Regions from separate parts of the Homo sapiens genome. Here region 2 is linked to region 1. Evidence: chromatin loops called from intact Hi-C (ENCODE). Cell type or tissue: heart left ventricle. All regions are shown on one strand. Region 1 overlaps LHFPL6 (LHFPL tetraspan subfamily member 6). Region 2 overlaps LHFPL6 (LHFPL tetraspan subfamily member 6).

What was found. Peaks named below come from ENCODE experiments on the same cell type or tissue, not always from the same donor. Only the 100,000 strongest peaks of a DNase experiment are listed, where the experiment ranks them.
Region 2: a loop joins it to region 1, with 2.2 times the contacts of the local background. A loop is called at or near these places in 5 of 110 quality-filtered maps.

Annotation. Positions count from the first base shown.
Region 1 is chr13:39,521,474-39,523,973 of GRCh38, reverse strand. The region is part of intron 2 of LHFPL6 (LHFPL tetraspan subfamily member 6); the gene reads left to right. Among named protein-coding and RNA genes, the nearest start is that of LHFPL6, 80 kb to the left of the region's middle. In heart left ventricle, no CTCF peak of the experiment used is centred here; no DNase peak of the experiment used is centred here.
Region 2 is chr13:39,460,999-39,463,498 of GRCh38, reverse strand. All of the region lies in intron 2 of LHFPL6 (LHFPL tetraspan subfamily member 6), which reads left to right. Among named protein-coding and RNA genes, the nearest start is that of LHFPL6, 140 kb to the left of the region's middle. In heart left ventricle, no CTCF peak of the experiment used is centred here; no DNase peak of the experiment used is centred here; H3K4me3 peaks cover 520 bases; H3K27ac peaks cover 1,661 bases.

The sequences.
Region 1 (2,500 bases):
TACAAATCTTCATTTTTTTTCTTTTTAATGTTAAGATAATGTTAACTTTCCTTTGAAGCTCGCCAGCTTATTTATGGAATCTTTCTTTAGCTCTTAACGTCTATGCAATTAACCTCTTTTCCGTCTTTCTTGTCTTATTTATTCTAATACCAGCCTTGATTCTGGAAGTTTTACTCACTTTTAAATCTTTTGTAAAATAAATGGGTGTTGTATTGATATACCTAGTTAGAGAGCAGAGCAGTAGTGGTGGTAGGCAATGATAAAATAGTAAATTCTGTACCTAAGATTTCTCAGGCTGTTACATCTCATTGCAAAGTTCTCTGGAACTGCCAGTGAAGAGTCCAGTTGGATCATTCTTCTTATGACCTGGGTCTTCATATCTGTTGGGCTTAAGCCTACACTACCATTTTTTTTTTTTTTTTTTTTCCTTTTGAGACGGAGTCTCGCTGTGATCTCGGCTCACTGCAGGCTCCGCCCCACGGGTTCACGCCATTCTCCTGCCTCAGCCTCCCGAGTAGCTGGGACTACAGGCGCCCGCCACCTCGCCCGGTTAATTTTTTGTATTTTTAGTAGAGACGGGGTTTCACCGTGTTAGCCAGGATGGTCTCCATCTCCTGACCTCGTGATCCGCCCGCCTCGGCCTCCCAAAGTGCTGGGATTACAGGCGTGAGCCACCGCGCCTGGCCTGCACTAACTTTTTAGTAGTTGTGTCACATTGTCGGTGTTTACTGAGTTTTCAGAAATCTAACCCTCCATAATAGGGATAATAATAAGAGTTAACAGAGACCACATGCTTTCTGCATAAACCGGCACATTACATGTATCAGTCGTAAAGCATAATATTATATAAAGGATGAAATAAAGGCCCAAAGTGGTTATGTAAATTGTCTAAGGTCATACAATTAGGGAGAGTTGAGGCAAATGGTTCTTTTTTTCCTACAAAGACTTTTGAGTAGTATTTCCCTCATCTTACATTTGAATATTGCTGATTTCAGATACCTACTCATATGGTATTCCAACCATGTTAGTTTCAACCCATTCTTTAAGGTTGATTTACCAGCTATGAATCCATCTAATCATGTGCTCATTCTGCTCATATTTCTACACTGTCCATACGAATTTAATGCAACTGAAATCAAGAGCGAGACACTATATTAGATCCTGTGCAGATGACAAGAAGAACAAAACACTTTTTTTGGTGTGGTTTCTTCTTGTGGTTGCCTGTCTGGGAGGAGGGAACAAACAAATATACAGATCATTATGTATAAACCATGATGAATTTTCTCTCCAATATATACAGACCAAGAGAAATTTGAACTGGGAAGAAATAGATCTTGTTTGGGGAAATAGGAAGTCTGTATCTTAATGGCAGTGTGCAAGCTGAACCTTAAAAGGGATGTGGAAGGCTGTGCAGGCCATGAGATTGTCAGCTGAGTGCGTGGAGCGGGACTGGTGCAGGCTGTGTGTGTGGAACAGTAAGTTATTGGCTATCACCACAGCATGGATGCTTTGGAGAGTGCAGTACACAATAATATTGGAGAGTTGGGTTTAAAACTTGGACTTGGCCATGCTAACAACAGTGTACTGGTTAGGAGCATGGACTCTGGAGCCAGACTACGCGAGTTTAAATCCTGCTGTGCCACTTACTAGCTGTGTAATCTTAGGTACCTTAGGTAATTTACTAAAACCTGTGCCTCAGCTTATCTGTCTGCAAAATGAAGTTAAAATATCAACTGCCTCTTAAGATTTTTGTGAGGGTTTACTGGATTAATATTTGTTAAGCACTTGCACAGTGCCTGGCATATGGTAAGTGCTAAGTGCTTGTTAAGGAGAAGATAGATTTTTGTCTTTGGGAGAGGAAAGTGATGTGACAAAAGTTGGAAATCAAAGCAGTCATGGCAGGGGTAGTGCACATAGTGGATTAGTAAGAGGCTGTGTGTGTACTAGGGGTTTGGGGTGAGGCAAGGGTTGTAGTGAAAGCAATCGGGAAGCCAATGGAATGGGCAGGATGTAAAAGAGAATAGTGACAGGGCCACTTTCATTCGGGATTCCATTAACTTTCACGTCACTAATTGGTTTTCCTTTTTGGCTGGTCACAAGCTCTCTTTTTGCTCCCTTCTGCCTTTTGAAAAAAGTAATCTGCAGAGCAAGCCAATAATAATCTGCAAAGCAAGCCAAAAAGTAATCTGCAAAGCAAGGATCTTTCAGATGCTGTGCAATAGGCATGGTAAGACATGTTGTTGAAAATTTGGATAGATAATGACTCTTTATCGTGACTACATTTTACTTCTGTAATCTGAGGAAAGCATACAATTCATTGCTTTCTCTGTAGGTGTGGTTAATAAACACACACACACATACACACAATGACAACAACAACAACAAACCCAACCCGTTGGATATCTTATCAGCAGCCCTATTGCTATATAAAAATTTTTAGCTGCTACTGACCAATCAATATAAACCTGATAATCAAGCCAGAAGTTCTCCAAATATGTTA
Region 2 (2,500 bases), 60 kb after region 1:
TAGATTATTTTATATTGGATATTCTTTTGTTATGCTGAATAGTTTTATAATCAATATTATTCTTCTAAGACTACCACTGATCAGTTTTTAATAATTATATAAAAACTAGTAGAATAAACACAATAAGATTCACTATAGATTTTGGCTGTACCTTTCTCCACCTCCGTTTTCACAGTGTATAAATTAACAATGAACAAAATGGTTTCATGATTGGGGAGAAGTTGTAGGGTTGATGGTAGGGGAAATTGAGTCATACAGGGTTGAAATAATTTGACCAGACTCATACCAAACATATAAATGAAGGGAGGGCCATGAGCATTTGCTAGTTGATTCTGTACTCTTGCCATAGCCCGGAATCTTTCCAACTGTCTTTCAATCTGGGCTGGCAATAGCGATGAAGCCCATTTCCTGTCTCTGCCAGAGATCGCCTTATGGGTGAGGTAGAGGAAGACTACAGCCATGCGGTTCCCTCAGGATGCTGGTTTTTCTTGGGAGCTACTTTTCTTTCCTGAACATGTTCATGGCACCCTTTTTGGAGAACTGGAGAGCATGAGTTTGTATGATTACAGCCTGGTTTGACTAAGCCTTTTCCTTGAAGTTAACCATGCCAGCACCCCCAGCCCCATCCCGAAGAATGAATCCAAGCTTCTCAGGGGCAATTTTCACCTTGTTCCCACAAAACTTAAATGCGTGAGGCTTTTTGAGGGTCACAATAACATAGGAAAGCACATCACTGGAACTTGGAATCACGCAGACTTGAATTTGATTCTTGCCTCTGCCATCTACTGCTTTGGACTTGCCTGGCTTTGTTTTCTTATCTGTAAAACAGAGACAGGAATGTCCACTGCCCACTTCACAGAGTGAGAGGGTAATGAATAGCACATAGCCTGGTCTGTGGCATTTATTTGTTGCTTAATACAGGTTTGTGTACTTTCCTTAAAAGCCCTTGAATGATATATAACTTTATAGGGATAGGATAACAGAGTTTGGACATATTTGTAGAAGGAAATGACTTTAAACATCTTGACAATTATGTGAGTGAGAGATTATTTGCAGTTTGCTAACATTTCCTAAAGCTGTGGTGTGTGAGATACAGTAACACACACATTTTTTTTTAAAAGCAACCAAAGCAAAGGAATTTTAACTAACTGTAGTCTATCAAGGCAGCATGGTTTTGAAGGAGCAAGGCTGGCTGTAACAATTATTGTGGTGACATTTTGATAAATAAATCCTTAGAGGGGAGTGTTTCTGAGGGTTGAGCTGCCTCTTCTTCTAAAGGTGGTGTTAGCAGTGTCATCTCCAGCCTTTCTGAAGAGAGACCTAATAAGAGAAAGGGAGTTAGTTGCCAAGTGTCTGCTCTGTCCATAAAGAGTTAGAAAATTTGTAGTTCAGTGAGAGGAGACTGGAACCTGTCGGAGGCAGGAGACCCAGTATAGTCAGCCCCACCTCTGCTAAGCACTGCCCCAAGATGAGAGCTGACTTTGAAACATTCCCAGGTGACAGACTCAGCCACAGGGCATTTTTTTTTTAAAGTGAATCCTAGTCTACTTTTTTGTCTTTGTTGTGAGAGATTTCTAACCCTAAAGAATTCAGGAATTTAAAAAAATAGTGATAGTTGATGACATGGCAAATGCCTGAAGTAGGCTCATATTTAGAGAAGAAGAAATTCCAATGGGATGTACCAATGTATGCTGGGCTGAGACTGTTTAATGCAAATACTTCAGCAGCAGGTTTCTGGGTAGATTTTTATTTTGACTTTCCCAGCTGTCCCTTCACCTTCACCCTTTTTGGTTCCCTTCCCCAGGTATAACTAGTTAAAGGTCATGTTTTTTTTTCCTTTTGGGCATAGACTAGCCTTAGCATCTCTGAATATAAATCATCTTTGATAATGTCTCAGCTGTCAGGAGAAACTTGCTTAAGGGGTGATGATTTGTGATGATGTTAAAGTTCTCCGGTTTGTCTGTGGACTGTGGAACTAGATTCCTCCCCTACCTGCCCTTGTGAATGTAGCAGTAAACATTATACAGATAGTGCTTATACATTGCTGGTGGGAATGGAGATTAGTTCAGCCACTGTGGAAAGCAGTTTGGAGATTTCTCAAAGAGCTTGAAAGAGAATTACCATTTGACCCAGCAATCCCATTACTGCGTATATACCCAAAGGAATATAAATCATTCTACTAAAAAGACACATGCACACGTGTGTTCATCACAGTACTATTCGCAATAGCAAAGACATGGAATCAACCTAAATGCCCATCAGTGGTACCCTAGATAAAGAAAGTGTGGTACATATACACCATGGACTCCTATGCAGCCATAAAAACGACAAGATCATGTTCTTTGCAGCAACATGGATGGACCTGGAGGCCATCATCCTAAGCGAATTAATGCAAGAACAGAAAAACCAAATACTGCATGTTCTCCCCTCTAAATGAGAGCTAAACATTGAGTAAACATGGACACAAAGAGGGGAACAATAGACACTTAGGCCTACTTGA